Regions from separate parts of the Homo sapiens genome. Here region 2 is linked to region 1. A link is a loop called in an ENCODE intact Hi-C map of the cell type or tissue named here. Cell type or tissue: pancreas. All regions are shown on one strand. Links, peaks and the distances in the headings refer to the core of each region. The heading gives the core; the rest is flanking DNA.

Region 1 (8,343 bases), core at 327-8,326:
AGGAATTTGTAGAGCACCTAATTTCTTACATGTGAATGATCATGTAAAATCATCTCATTTAGCCTAGCTCCTAGTTTCTCCTTTTTTAAAATTTTGCTTCCTAACACATCATTGTACTTTCAAACGATTTTAAAAATTTACAGAAGGCACACATTCCTTTGAGCATTGCTATCTTTGTTCCATAAAGATGCAGTCTGAAATTCCCTTTTTATTATTTTTCTATTTAATGAACATCCTTACAAAGTGATTTTGGCCAAGTGTCAAGTGAATGTAGTGCTCTTGTGCACATTGTTGTGATAGGCATTTTGTATACAGGGTTTAGAGGTATACCCTTAAAGATACAGTGAAGTCCTATGGTGTTTGTTCCTTGTTAGAGTGGAGGTGTGTTTACCTTTGGCGCTGGTTCCTGTGGGCAACTTGGACACGACTCCATGAATGATGAGGTTAACCCTAGAAGAGTTCTAGAGCTGATGGGTAGTGAAGTAACTCAAATTGCTTGTGGCAGGTGAGTGTTCCTCAAAGCTTGCTTGTATTCACTAGGACCCAGAAATTGGTCTTATCTTTGTAGTGATGAAGAATGTGATTATACCTAGTCACCGTCATTTTAAGAGATCTTAACTGCATGCACGCCTATGGTGAAATGTGGAGAAAGACCTTGATAGAGTGTGGCAAGGAAGGGTTTTAGATAAGCAGAGCAACACGGAGACATTAGGCTTCTTTTGGGATAAAGAGTAGCAGGATGTGGGGAAGGGATAAAGAAAGGAAAAGTGAGAGAGTCCCAAAGAACTTCTTGGAAATTTTTGCCTGAGTCTACCCTGCTTCTCTCTGTTCATCTTAGAGGCCACATGCAGTAGATCATTCAGCTCTTTCCTGACTTGCCACCCTCCTCATGATCTAGAGTGTTAGAGGATAGTATTATGGAGAGCAGCCGCTGCAAGAAGAGTCACGTGTTAACATGGGAAAGGCTCTATAGGAGCACCCTGTGCTGTGCACATGTGGAAGTTAAAAGTCAGAGTCAGAGTGTACATCCACATTAGTAGAAACTATGCTGATGAGTTAAATTATTTTTTCACAGACAACATACCCTAGCCTTCGTGCCTTCTTCTGGACTCATCTATGCATTTGGTTGTGGAGCAAGAGGTCAATTAGGAACTGGGCACACTTGTAATGTTAAGTGCCCATCTCCTGTCAAGGGTTACTGGGCTGCCCACAGTGGCCAGCTTTCAGCCCGAGCTGGTAAGAATGATTGTCTCTGGAATTTAAAGGTATTTTAAGTGATGAAAACAGTTGTTTACAGAATATGTATCTATTACTTACTTTGAGGTCTTTTGGAGGGAATGAAGATAAGGTATTTTTTAACATCAATTAATAATTTCTGTACTTACTATGCATGAAGCTGTAGAGTTGAGATCCTAGAGAATAAATAAAGCAGGAAATACTGTTGTGTTAGGCCGTTCTTGCATTGCTGTAAAGAGCACCTGAAACAGGGTGATTTATGAAGAAAAGAGTTTTAATTGGCTCACAGTTCTGCAGGCTCTACAGGGAGCATGATGCAGCCATCTGCTTGGCTTCTGGGGAGGCCTCAGGAATCTTACAGTCATGGCAGAAGGCAAAGAAGGAGCAGACACTTCACATGGCAGAAGCAGGAGCAAGAGGAAGAGTGGAGAGGAGGTGCCATACTTTTTACACCACCAGATCTCATGTGAACTCAGAGCAAGAGCTCACTTATCACCAAGGGGATGGCCCAAGCCATTCATGAGGGATCCGCCCTCATGATCTAAACACATACCACCATGCCTCACCTCCAACATTGGGATTACTGCAATTCAACATGAGTTTTGACCAGAACATACATTCAAACTATACCAGTTATTTTGTTTCCACAGACCTTGGTGGTGGTGTATACATTTTATTGTTGTTGCTAATAATGACAGTTCGCATGTATTGAATGCTTAATGACGTTTCATTACTATGCAAAGCACTCAAAATAATCTAAGAACTAGTTAGTGGTTATTATCCCCATGTTAGAGATAAGGGAACAAAGTCTTAAGGAGGTCAAGTAATTTGCCCAAGATCACATAGATTCTGGAGGCAGGATTTAAACCCAGGTCATTCTAAATCATGTGTACTATGTTACCTCTACTTTGCTGTTGGCATTTTGGTATATAACATGATGTGATTTCTTTTTAAGCCATTTTTTTTCTTCCCTTAAAAAATAGTTAAATAGCAGTCTTGGTTTCATTGGAAATCAAAGTCAGGCAGTCATTAATATTGAATGACTGCTTCACCTTGAAATAATAAATCTGAGGCTGAAATGGAGCTAGAGAATCATTAAAAGGAAGTGTAACTTATTAATTTTGATTTTGAAGTCGATAAAGTGACACACTTATGGCTTGATCAGGAATTTGTTTGAAACAGTAACCATCATAAGTTTTAGTACTGGATTATAAGAAACTCAAGGACACAGACAAACTCTTTTCCTTTTTGTAAACCTAGCATATAGCACAGGACCTGGCATGAACTTGTCACTCAGTAGACATTTTTGGAATGGATATATGAGCATCTGAAATGTAGTGCAACTTAAAATATAAATAAACAAGATTTTGTCTGGGTGATGTTCCCAGAAGCAAAAGAATGGCTTTGTGTCCTCTTCTCTGTAATTTGTAAATTCTTTTCTCCAAGACATTGTACTCATACGTGGAATACATTTATTTAGAAAGTTTACCAACTCAGGTGTTTTTTGGTTATTTCAAAACCACAAATTTTTGAAGTTGAATTATAACCTGACTTCCATGGTCCTAAATTTGTGCTTGGATGTTTGCCAAAATGATTTTATAACATAAGCAGGTAAATGTCAGTTATGTAAATGACATGGTTTTAGGAACCCTCTTGGTAATGTGGGAGCACAGAGGAAGGCATGGAGGAGTATTGTGGTTAGAGGAAGTTTGAGCTGTGCCTCGAAGGATGATTTGGAGTTAGCCAGGTGTAGAGGACTGTGAGGGAGTTGGTGTGAGCACCACCAAGGTGCAGTTCCAGAAGCACATTCAGGTTGTGCTCTCGGTGGGCACATTCATGGAGAATCCCATGTGCCAGGGGCAGCAGAGGGGGGAGGCACCGAGATGTGAAATAGTGTGGTGTATTAGAAATAAAGGCAACGTGGTAGTAGGAGAATGTCACCGTGGACACAGTGTGATGGGAGGTAAAGCAGGGAGCAGGAAACGGAGGTCCTTCCGTGGCAAGATTCGTCCTGACGGGGCCTGGGCCCACCACACTCACATGCTGAATTGTTACCATAAAGAATAGTGCCCATTTCAGATTTCAGGTCAGTGGCATGACAGAGTTAGAATGAAAAAGAGAAACTAGGTCAGGATTCACTGGCAGTTGGGGAGGGGCAGAAGAAGAGTTAGAGTGGAGGATACCATTTTATATATTTATTTTTAATTGAAGTAGAAACAGTCCTAGGCAGTGAGCCAGGGGAGAAGATTTCTTACTTCTGTGACACAATTAAAATGGATAGGTACCCACTCTGAAGTGTATTCTGCGACAGTAGAAAAGGGGATCAAGGAGAAACTTCAATTAATGAAAAATATGCTTTCGGAATTTTTTTTTTGACAGATCGCTTTAAATATCATATCGTTAAGCAGATCTTCTCTGGAGGAGACCAGACTTTTGTACTTTGCTCCAAATACGAGGTAAAATTTTTCTTGTGACTCTTATTTCCAGGAAGGAATAATAGTGAACCAACATTTCTTTTAACAAGTAATTACAACATAAAGAGCAATGTTACTCTTTGTTTCTACCAATCCTATGTTATTTTTAAAATAAGCAAACTAAATCTGGAAGAAGTTGTCTCCATTTGGCTCCCTTGAAGTGCCAACAATTCTCCTGGAATTATGGAGTTCTAATTTATAATTTGAAATTATTTATTTATATTTGTACTTGTTCCAGAAACTCTGTAAAGGATGCCTAGGGAGTTGGTGCTTACTTTGGCATTATTTGATTTTCCATTTCTTTTCTTCCCTGTTAAGTGGCAACAAATGCTAGGTGTTTGAGAACTTGGTGGGTTTCTTTGTTTGATGTGATTGAGTATATATATGTATGTAAGAGGTACCACAATTTTCAGATGTATTTTATTATTTGTAATCTGCTTATGACATGACACCAAAATTTCCCTTCCATTGTCTCCTGCATCACTATAGTGGATAAAGACACTGTGACATTGTCTTTCTGCCTGAAGGTAGAGTGTGGATCCAGGTTTCTGTGACAGGGCTCGAATTCCTTCCACTCTTCCTTGCTGGGGGAATTCAGTCTGGAAAAACTCCACAGATTTGTTGTCAGTGCTGGACTCCTTCCCCTGTGCTTTCTCTCCTCTCTTCTCTTCTTCCCCACCCTTCCTGCTTTTATTCAGCAAACATTTCAACAGGACCAGCTCCGAGTGGTGCATGGATCCTTATACTCTCTTGGAGGAGCAAGGGAATGGGCTGTTAGTGAAGAAAAAGGAGTCAGAATTGACTGGGAAGATAATGAGCAACTGTGGAAACCAGGGGCTCTTTCTGTCTTGGAAACTTTCTCTATTAGTTTGATACTTAGCTATCTTTAAGTACACAAAGTATTTGCCTTCTAGTCATTCTGATTCTGTGATTAGGTTGGAAAATCCTGGTGGAGCCCGAGGCTGTAGGCTGGACAGCTAAAGCTGATGATTAGCTATTTTCCAGGTCAGGTGCCTGAAGAAGGTGGCTTAGTGCTACCATCTGGCGTGATTTGGAACTGCTGCCCTAGACTTATTTTAGACCCAGCCTCAGAGTGTGTATTACAGAGAAATCCTGAGGAAGCTGAGGTTTTTCTTTGTTTCTTCAAGATGTCAATAAAACAAAATACAAAAGGCACTGACTCTGTGGAGGATAATCAGTTTTTGTCCATAAGTAATAGAGTTTTAAGTATTTATTTCCCCTAGAAACTAGTATTGAATAGTGTTATTCAATAGTATCCAACTTTAATTTTCCTGTGAAATTTAACATGAAATTTAGTTTTCTCTTGTAAATATAGTATCTGATATATGTAACTGATTTTTATTATTGTAATCAACACCTTGGGCCTGGAAAACAACACACTGATGAGAAGGAAGTGAAGTAGCATACTATTAGAGAGGCAGGGCAGGTTAAAGTTTAAACAACTGGAAAGAGGGATAGGTATGCATGAAAAGTGTAAGATCACAAAGAAAAAGGAAAGTAAACATTACTTAAGAAGATGTTGCTCTTTCTTTTGAAACTGAAACCTATGCACATTTACTTAAACTATTAACCAGAGATGATTATTTAGATACAGAGGCTGATCAAATCATATGCTTACCCTGTTACCATATCACTTAAAGAACCAAGAAAAAGCACCTGTATAGTTACAGCCTCTATTTTTTTTTTTTTGAGATGGAGTCTTGCTTTGTCGCCCAGGCTGGGGTACAATGGCGTGATCCCGGCTCACTGCAACCTCCACCTCCTGGTTTCAAGCGATTCTCCTGCCTCAGCCTTCTGAGTAGCTGGGATTACAGGCGTCCGCTACCATGCCTGGGTAATTTTTTTTGTATTTTTAGTAGAGACCAGTTTCACCATGTTGGCCAGGCTGGTTTTGAACTCCTGACCTCAAGTGATCTACCCTCCTCGGCCTCCCAAAGTGCTAGGATTACAGGCGTGATCCACCACGCCCGGCCATAGCCTCTATTTTTATAAAAGGCTGACTCATTCATTACTGCCAGGCCTTAGGTGAAAGAAGGGAGGGAAGGAGTTATATTCAGATACCCCTTTGCTACACTGATTCTAGGTCTTGGGAATTTAGTGAATGTAAACCATAGCATCTCCTTTTCCTGTCGTTTTGTTCCCTGGATAGAATTGAAGAGGGAATGTGGTTGGGATTGTTAGAATTGTGTGTGCATGTGTGTGTGTTTGTGTGTGTGTCTATCTCATAATCTTCTTTTTCCTGGAACAGTGATTCTTAACCTTGGCTGCCTACTGGAATCACCTGGGAGCTCTACAAAATACTGATGACTCTAGAGATTCTGATTTAATTGGTCTGGAGTATGACTTGGTCATCAGGATTATTGAACGCTCCCATGGTGATTCAAAGTCCAGCCAAAGTTGAGAAACACTGACCTAAGAGCAATTTTTCCTTTTTTGCCTGTATGTATTAAAGACAGGAAGAATGATGTTTTTTCTTGGTTCTTTAAGTGATTCTGAACTTGTACTTCACCCAAGGCATCTCTGGTTTATTGGACATATGATGAGGAATGATAAAATAGTTCCAAGTCTTTATTTTATTGTAGGTTTGTGTTAGAGTTGATGTTCAGCTGCCCCTTTGAATGGGGGAAATAAATAAAATTTACGTAACAACAGTGGTTTTACAAGGAGGTGGAAAGACAATCTCTGTGTGTACTCCAGCATCTGCTTTGGATTATGAGTTTCCTGTATGTTGTACTTCAAGATGATTTTTGTTCTCTCAATAGATATCTGTGGCCATTTTAGTAGAATAGTTATCAATAACCAGATGATCACAAACTTTGTCAGGCATCTCTGTTTTATTACATGCTCTACTCCTTCCTACCATAATGATACGTTAACTTGAAGCTATGGGAAAGTAACCAAGAAAATTTACTTTGAAAGTTATGTTTTTATGTGTAGGTACAAAGGAGAAAAAAAATCTCATGAGCTGATGAATGAGTGCTTTAATATTACCTTTTTCCTCTTCACTGGAGACGAGAATAGGAGTATAAAGCACCATCAACCTTTCCTTAGTTCTCGATCAAGAACAAGGCTTGGGGAAAATAAGTTGAAAACAAGCAATTTTAGAAAAGGAAAGTGCTTATTATGTTTTTTTTCTTTAATCTCACTGAATAAAAGATGTACAGTGTTGGGCAACATTTGGAATTTTCAAGGACATACATTATTAACATCTTTTTCTGCCATTTTTCTTATAATAGCTATATACTTGAAGCAAGAAATTAAGAGTCATTGTTTTTATAGGTTATTTGTCATATAGATTATAACTGAACTCTGGCTCTTTTGTAATACATTTTGTTGAAGTTTGGTGGACATTTATGGCAGATGACTAATACCTTAAAAACCTGCTGTTACAGTGATTCAAAGCAAAGGGGAAAGAAGTCTGGGAAAGTTGTACTGAGTTGGTTTCTCTGGGAAACAGACCCGAGACTCAAAGGTTTTTGGGAGAGTGCTTTCTAGAAGAACATCTACTGAGGGATGAAGGAGGCAGGATTGCGCAGAGGGAGGGGTTGAAATGCAATTCAGTTATAACAGAGGCCTCAGCCAGTCCCATGAGGAGCACTGAAGTTGTGATGGTCCTTCAGCCAGTCCTGAGTTGAGGCAAGCGGGCTGGACCTTTACACCATGCCTCTACCTGCCATTGGATGTGATAGTGAAGCAACAGTCAATGCCAAGTCCTGGACAGCAACCCAGCTGGGATCTGTCAGGAGCCTCCATTCTGAAGGGTGGAGGGGATCTGGGCGGCACACTGCAGCATTTAGATCATAAGTGAAACGTAAAATGGAGAATATGTGGGAGAAAGGAGAGGAGACAAGATCCATGCTACATAATTTCTTCTTTTTACTGTTACATTTAATTCTCCAGAATTATTCTCCTGCTGTTGACTTCAGGACTATGAACCAAGCACATTATACCAGTTTAATAAATGATGAAACCATAGCAGTTTGGAGACAAAAACTCTCAGAACACAACAATGCAAATACAATCAAGTATGTGGCTGCTTGTCTTCATTTTTTTTTCCACAAAGTATGTTACAACTTTTTAGCTTAGTGTGATTTTCCGTACTTGCATATTGATACTGTGAATGTAAATGGGGTTTTACATTATAGGGAATCGTGGGTTATTTTTGGTTACTATTTCAGGGTTGATCTCCTTAGCCCCAAATAGCATAATGGATGGATCCCCAATTCTCACACACAGTATATGCCTCAACCTGCCTTGTTTATTGTATGATCTTAAAAATCCTGACTGATGAAGGCCTGAGTTGGTGATTCTGCTAAGAGAGCTTAGCGTTATGGTTAACTCCCATGGGTTTTAGTGTATGCATGTTCCAAAACATCCCAAATCTGAGACAGCTGTTATCTTACCTAATCTTAATAATTTCTAGCATTTTCCTATTCATAATGATTGAGATGGTAATTCAGAGTCATGTAGAAAAAAAAAAAAACAACAGTAAGTAGGATTGAGAGCTTTTATCAAATTTAAAGGACAATTTTCCTTTGCACATTTTTACACATTTTCATTGGCTTTCCTCAGCCTCTCCACTTTTTTCTGCAAAGTCTGATTCTTGGGAAGA
Region 2 (8,343 bases), core at 126-8,125, 120 kb before region 1:
GAAATGTGTGATTCTATATGGCTTTTTTATTATCCAGGTTTAAGCTAGTGCATTATGGTACCTTTGAAAACAACTGAAGTAATTCTCAAAATAATAATCAATAGGTGTTTTACTTTGTGTGTGTTTTCAATGACTGTTCAGGTTGTAGCCATCAAATAGTCCATAGTGTAAAAGGAAATGAACCTCCAAAAGAAGTATTTTTTTGTATTCAGATGAAGAAGATGGGGATATTGTAAAAGCTCTTTTATTACAGAAAGCTGTGTTTTCCATAGTTGAAGAGAGTCAGGAATTTGACAACTTTAACTTGATTTGACTCTCCAGTGATGTAGCTAACACAAGAGTTATTGCATATGAAAAAAATAGATAATTTTTACCAGAATCATGGCTAGATGAAAGTAAATTGAGTCCTGAGTATTTTTATTGAAACTATGGTCACAATTCCAAGTTTTTGAAAGTCTGCTTTTCCTAGTTTTCTAAGCCTGTCAGGCATCTTTGACTGACTCAGAGACCAACCTTGAACTTACACCTGGCCTGCCAGCACCTAGGGCACTGCCCTGGGATTCCCACTCTGCCCTGCTTTCTTCTTGATTTCATTGCAATGGAAAATACGACTAAATATTTCAGTAGTTTGAGTTTGGTCTAGTCATTAGGGACATTTTATTTTAATGTAAAGATCTTACTGAAAAGTACTTTAGTCACCAACTTAGAGAATTCATAAACTGAAAAATGTTATATAAGGTGACTAAATCAGAATGATCTTCTTAAATTTACTATCCACTCACCTACACTTCCCCAGAAAACTCTCCTTGTTCTGTATTGAACTTAGTAAATGATACCACCATCTTCTGAGTCACCTGGGCTGAGGTCTGAAGTCATGATGGACTTCATCTTTTCACCTCCCACATCCAATCACATGATGAAGGGCATCCCAAGGCAGGAGGACAGGAGCAAGTGTGTCAGCTCAGGTCTCTCTTCCTCTGCTTATAAAGCCACCAGTCCCATCATGGGGGTCCCACACGAATGACCTCATCTAATCCCAATTACCTCTCAAAGGCCCCACCTCCAACCAACAGATGAATTTGGCACTTAAGTTTCCAATACAAGACATTTGGAGGACATATTCAAACCACAGCACTCCTGAAATCTCTTACAGAAATATTACAGAGTAGAAATAATGCAAATGTTTCTTATGTCATAATGTAAGATAGAAAGATGGGAGTGCATCCAATTCTTGGTTCCATTTCCTTATTACAATAAACACAAATCATCTCATGGGGCTAGGATGACCTACCTCAATGCACCTTGCTTTGCATGTAATAGTTTAACAAATTAGTTATTCACTGATGCACTCAAGTGGCCAAAAGCTCCCAGATGATTTCCCTAGGTTTGTGCAAAAGCTTCTGGCATAGTGGCTTATGAGGCCCTCCAGCAACTGGCCCCAGACTGTCTCCAGCATATTCTCTCACTGTGGCCACTTCTCATCTTGAATTCAGCCATTCTGAACTATTTGTTGTCCCCATAATAGCCTGTTTCATAGCTCCATGTCTTTTGTTCATGCCATTTCTTCTGCCCAGAATATCTTTACTCCATTGTCCCTCTAAACCACTACTCAGCTTTTAAGACCCAATTCAAACACAGACACTTTTATGAAGATTTTTCTAACTCCTTCCTTCTCCCTGCTTCCTGGGAATTGACCATCAATCCCTTGTATACAACAGTAAACTACCCTACCCCGACACATACTCACTCACTCACTCACTCTTATTATAACATTTATTACTTCTTTACAAGTATTCTTTTATATGTCTGTCTCCTGTACTAATCTAGAAGATCCTTTAGGTCACATACCATGTGTATTTTATTTCTTTATCCCTAAATCTAGCACAGTGGCTGGCACATAGTATATGTTTAATAAACACTTGTAAAATGAATGTAATATGTCTAGTACCAAATGTTGTTCCTCTTAACTTGCCAATAGAAAAAAATATTACACAGTTACAGAATCTGCTTGTAATTTAGCTACCTGTGAAAAGAAAAGCACAATGAATTTTTTTTCAATTTAGAGAAATTCAAAACATATAAACTCTTTCCCAATCTGATTATAATTTTGAGTAATATGTTAGGGTGGAGGTGCTAGAAGGAGTACTCTATCAGAGCTGTCTTCTAAATTATTTTCTGCCTGGGATTATATATTTTTAAAACACACACTAAAGTTATAAAAATACGACCAAGAATTCTTATATACTTTCACCTGGATTTCTTAAATTAACAGATTTCTGTAGCTAGATTTTAAAAAACTGACAGCAACTTGCAGACATGAGGTTCATTTACACTTTAACACTTCAAAACAAAATGAAAACCAAAACAAAATATATTCTCTTACATCACCACAGGACAATTATCAAAATCAGAAAATTAATATTTATACAATATTACTGTATAATTTATGAATTTAAATTTCACCATTTGTTCCCTTAATGTATTTTTATAGCAAAAGGAAAAGGATTTCTGGTCCAAGATCCAATCCAGGATGAGACATGACTTTTAGTCATCACGTCTCATTCATCTCTTGTAATCTGAAACAGTTCATTGGTCTTTTTTTGTCTTTCATGACCTTGATGTTTTGAGGCATTATGGGAAGTTTACTTGCAGCAAGTCTATTCCTCAATTTGGATGTGTCTGATATTTCTTCATGATTAGATTCAGGTAATATATATTTTTAAGTTACACATTTTTTGCCAGGATACCACAGAAGTAACACTGTGTCATTTTTAGTGCATCCTACCAAGAATTATTACTGGTTATGCTAACTCTGATCATTTGATTAAAGTGGTCCGTTTAAGTTGTCACTACTGTAAATTACTGTTTTCCTCTATGTAATCAATAAGTAGCATACAGGGATGAGGTTATATTGAAGGCTAAACAAAAGAGAGACCAAGTGTTCCTCTGTGTTCTAAATAGAAATTGTTTAGCTGTGTTATTTGGCCTTCTTAGAGATTACATATAAAAATCAAAAGACTTTAAAATGGTGATCTTCTGACATTTTTAGTGCTTTAGCTGCAAAATTATTTATAAAAACAAGATGTAGCTCTGAAATCCATAGCACTGAATATTAAAGCCTTAAGTAAATGGGAGATCTGCATTTAGCAGCCCCTCAGGGATGAAGCTCGAATAGCAGCAGAACTGTTGTTTCTGTGACACTGTGCATTTGGCTCACAGCTAGATCACTTGTCAAAAACCTTCTGACAGGAAGATAATGTCCTATGTTATTAGCCATACTTTACAATCAAAAATAGGTTTATGTTGGTGTTAAATCTGTGAGTCCTTACTCTCAGCCTCTTTGTTTGACCCACATATTCTTTAAGGGAGAACTATATTGAAATGGTACAGGTGAATCAATGGATATTTACTTGTTTTCTGGAGTTAGAAATCTAACACAATAAATGGGAGGTTCTTAAACTATTCTTTCAAATGGTTTTGCATCGCAGTAAAGGAACCATGCAGTTTGGAGTACAACATTTCCTTCTCTCACTAGATTCAGTTGCTAAAGACCTCTTTCACACTGCAATGCTCTTTGAGATGACACTGTACACCATGGAGTATCGTGGCAATAGCTGCCTATTAGTTTGCTAGGCCTGCTATAACAAAGTACCACAGACTGGATGGCTTGAACAACAGAATTTGTTTTCTGACAATTCTTGAGGCTAGGTATCAACGTGTTGGCAGGTTTGGTTTCTTCTAAGCCTCTCTCCTTGGCTTATAGATGGCTGTCTCTCTGTTGACTTCACATGGTCATCTCTCTGTACATGTCTGTGTCCCAATTTCCTCTTTTTTTTTTTTTTTTTTGACGAAGTCTCGCTCTGTCACCCAGGCTGGAGTGCAGTGGTGCGATCTCCGCTCACTGCAAGCTCTGCCTCCTGGGTTCACGCTATTCTCCTGCCTCAGCCTCCCGAGTAGCTGGGACTACAGGTGCACGCCACCATGCCTAGCTAATTTTTTGTATTTTTAGTAGAGATGGGGTTTCACCGTGTTAGCCAGGATGGTCTTGATCTCCTGACCTCGTGATCTGCCCGCCTCGGCCTCCCAAAGTGCTGGGATTACAGGCGTGAGCCACCATGCCCGGCCCAATTTCCTCTTTTTATAAGACATCTGTCATATTGAATCAGGATCCACCCACCATAACCTCATTTTACTGTCATTTCATACCTCTTTAAAAGTCCTATCTCCACTTGCTTCCAAGATGGCCAAATAGGAACAGATCCAGTCTGCAACTCCCAGTGTGATTGATGCAGAAGACAGGTGATTTCTGCATTTCCAACTGAGATACCTGGTTCATCTCATTGGGACTGGTTGGGCAGTGGGTGCAACACACAGAGGGCGAGCCAAAGCAGTGTGGGGCATCGCCTCACCTGGGAAGCGCAAGGTGTCAGGGGATTTCCCTTTCCTAGCCAAGGGAAGCCATGACAGACTGTACCTGGAAAAACAGTACACTCTCGCCCAAATACTGTGCTTTTCCCATGGTCTTAGCAACCGGCAGACCAGGAGATTCCCTCCCGTGCCTGGCTCTGCGGGTCCCATGCCCACAGAGCCTTGCTCACTGCTAGCACAGCAGTCTGAAATCAACCTGCGAGGCTGCAGCCTCGGGGGGAGAGGGGCATCCACTATTGCTGAGGCTTGAGTAGGTAAACAAAGCAGCCAGGAAGCTTGAACTGGGCAGAGCCCACTGCAGCTCAGCAAGGCCTACCACCTCTATAGACTCCACCTCTGTGGGCAGGGCATAGCTGAACAAAAGGCAGCAGACAAGTTCTGCAGACTTAAACGTCCCTGTCTGACAGCTCTGAAGAGAGCAGTGGCACGGCGTTTGAGCTCTGAGAATGGACAGACTGCCTCCTCAAGTGGGTCCCTGACTCTTGTGTTGCCTGACTGGGAGACACCTCCCAGTAGGGGGCGACAGACACCTCATACAGGCAGGTGACCCTCTGGGACGAAGCTTCCAGAGGAAGGATCAGGCAGCAATATTTGCTGTTCTGCAATATTTCCTGTTCTGCAGCTTCCGCTGGTGATACCCAGGAAAACAGGGTCTGGAGTGAACCTCCAGCAAACTCCAACAGAACTATAGCTGAGGGCCCTGACTGTTAGAAGGAAAAACTAACAAACAGAAAGGAATAGCATCAACATCAACAAAAAGGACATCCACACCAAAACTCTATCTGTAGGTCACCAACAACAAAGACCAAAGGTAGATAAAACCACAAAAATGGGGAGAAACCAGAGCAGAAAAGCTGAAAATTCTAAAAACCAGAGCACCTCTTCTCCTCCAAAGGATCGCAGCTTCTTGCCAGCAACAGAACAAAACTGGACAGAGAATGACTTTGATGAGTTGACAGAAGTAGGCTTCAGAAGATTGGTAATAACAAACTTCTCTGAGCTAAAAGAGCATGTTCTAACCCATCACAAGGAGGTTAAAAATCTTGAAAAAAGGTTAGACGAATGGCTAACTAGAATAAACAGTGTAGTGTAGAGAAGACCTTAAATGACCTGATGGAGCTGAAAACCACAGTGCGAGAACTTCGTGACACACACAACAAGCTTCAATAGCCAATTTGATCAAGTGGAAGAAAAGATATCAGTGATTGAAGATCAAATTAATGAAATAAAGTGAGAAGACAAGTTTAGAGAAAAAAAGTAGAAAGAAATGAACAAAGCATCCGAGAAATATGGGACTATGTGAAAAGACCAAATCTACGTTTGACTGGTGTACCTGAAAGTGACAGGGAGAATGGAACCAAGTTAGAAAACACTCTTCAGGATATTATCAAGGAGAACTTCCCTCACCTAGGAAGGCAGGCCAGCATTCAAATTCAGAAAATACAGAGAACACCACAAAGATACTCCTTGAGAAGAGCAACCCCAAGACACATAATTGTCAGATTCACCAAGGTTGAAATGAAGGAAAAAATGTTAAGGGCAGCCAGAGAGAAAGGTCGGGTTACCCACAAGGGAAGCCCATCAGACTAACAGCAGATCTCTCGGCAGAAACTCTATAAGCCAGAAGAGAGTGGGAGCCAATATTCAACATTCTTAAAAAAATTTTCAATCCAGAATTTCATATCCAGCCAAACTAAGCTTCATAAGTGAAGGAGAAATAAAATACTTTATAGACAAGAAAAAGGCTGAGAGATTTTGTCCCCACCAGGCCTGCCTTACAAGAGCTCCTGAAGGAAGCACTAAATATCGAAAGGAACAACCAGTACCAGCCACTGCAAAAACATGCCAAATTGTAAAGACCATCAATACTAGGAAGAAACTGCATCAATTAATGAGCAAAATAACCAGCTAACATCATAATGACAGGATCAAATTCACACATAACAATATTAACCTTAAATGTAAATGGGCTAAATGCCCCAATTAAGATACAGACTGGCAAATTGGATAAACAGTCAATACCCATCAGTGTGCTGTATTCAGGAGACCTATCTCACGTGCAGAGACACACATAGGCTCAAAATAATGGGATGGAGGAAGATCTATCAACCAAATGGAAAGCAAAAAAAAAGCAGAGGTTGCAACCCTAGTCTCGGATAAAAGAGACTTTAAACCAACAAAGATCAAAAGAGACAAATAAGGCCATTACAAAATGGTATAGGGATCAATTCAACAAGAAGAGCTAACTATCCTAAATATATATGTACCTAATACAGGAGCACCCAGATTCATAAAGCAAGTCCTTAGAGACCTACAAAGAGACTTAGACTCCCACACAATAACAATGGGAGACTTTAACACCCCACTGTCAATATTAGACAGATCAGCAAGACAGAAGGTTAACAAGGATATTCAGGACTTGAACTCAGCTCTGCAACAAGCAGGCCTAATAGACATCTACAGAACTCTCCACAGTTCTGAAGTCAACAGAATATACATTCTTCTCAGCACCACATCGCACTTATTCTAAAATTGACCACATAATTGGAAGTAAAACACTCCTCAGCAAAAGTAAAAGAACAGAAATCACAACAAACTGTCTCTCAGACCACAGTGAAATCAAATTAGAACTCAGGATTAAGAAACTCACTTAAAACCGCACAACTACATGGAAACTGAACAACCTGCTCCTGAATGACTACTGGGTAAATAACAAAATGAAGGCAGAAATAAAGATGTTCTTTGAAACCAATGAGAACAAAGACACAACATACCAGAATCTCTGGGACACATTTAAAGCAGTGTGTGGAGGGAAATTTATACCACTAAGTGCCCACAGGAGAAAGCAGGAAAGATCTAAAATTGACACCCTAATATCACAATTAAAAGAACTAGAGAAGCAAGAGCAAACACATTCAAAAGCTAGCAGAAGGCAAGAAATAACTAAGATTGGAGCAGAACTGAAGGAGATAGAGACACAAAAAACCCTTCAAAAAATCAATCCAGGAGCTAGTTTTTTGGAAAAATCAGCAAAATAGATAGACATTAGCAAGATTAATAAAGAATAAAAGAGAGAAGAATCAAATAGATGCAATAAAAAATGATAAAGGGGATATCACCACCAATCCCACAGAAATACAAACTACCATCAGATAATACTATAAACACCTCTACACAAATAAACTAGAAAATCTACGAGAAATGGATACATTCCTGGACACATACACCCTCCCAAGACTAAACCAGGAAGAAGTTGAATCTCTGAATAGACCAATAACAGGTTCTGAAATTGAGGCAATAATTAATAACAACCAAAAAAAGTCCAGGACCAGATGGATTCACAGCCGAATTGTACCAGAGGTACAAAGAGGAGCTGGTACCATTCCTTCTGAAACTATTCCAATCAATAGAAACAAAGGGAATCCTCTGTAACTCATTTTATGAGGCCAGCATCATCCTGATACCAAAGCATGGCAGAGACACAACCAAAAAAGAGAATTTTACACCAATATTGCTGATGAACATCAATGTGAAAATCCTCAATAAAATACTGTGAAACCAAATCCAGCAGCACAGCAAAAAGCTTATCCACCATGATCAACTTGGCTTCATCCCTGGGATGCAAGGCTGGTTCAACACATGCCAATCAATAAACGTAATCCAGCACATAAACAGAACAAACGACAGAAACCACACAATTTTCTCTATAGTTGCAGAAAAGGCCTTTGACAAAATCCAACAGCCCTTCATGCTGAAAACTCTAGATAAACTAGGTATTGATGGGACGTATCTCAAAATAATAAGAGCTATTTATGACAAACCCACAGCCAATATCATACTGAATGGGCAAAAACTGGAGGCATTCCCTTTGAAAACTGTCACAAGACAAGGGTGCCCTCTCTCACCACTCCTATT

Evidence for each region. Peaks named below come from ENCODE experiments on the same cell type or tissue, not always from the same donor. Only the 100,000 strongest peaks of a DNase experiment are listed, where the experiment ranks them.
Region 2: a loop joins it to region 1, with 4 times the contacts of the local background. A loop is called at or near these places in 102 of 110 quality-filtered maps.

What each region holds. Positions count from the first base shown.
Region 1 is chr4:88,654,800-88,663,142 of GRCh38, forward strand. HERC3 (HECT and RLD domain containing E3 ubiquitin protein ligase 3) reads left to right here. Exons shown (of 26, transcript NM_014606.3): 8 at 375-505; 9 at 1,076-1,236; 10 at 3,616-3,692; 11 at 7,632-7,756. Among named protein-coding and RNA genes, the nearest start is that of NAP1L5, 39 kb to the right of the region's middle. In pancreas, for the core only: a CTCF peak has its summit at 4,743; no DNase peak of the experiment used is centred there; H3K27ac peaks cover 836 bases.
Region 2 is chr4:88,534,718-88,543,060 of GRCh38, forward strand. It overlaps a transcript of HERC3 not described here. Among named protein-coding and RNA genes, the nearest start is that of PIGY-DT, 15 kb to the left of the region's middle. In pancreas, for the core only: a CTCF peak has its summit at 4,929 (motif pointing right); a DNase peak (open chromatin) is centred at 4,924.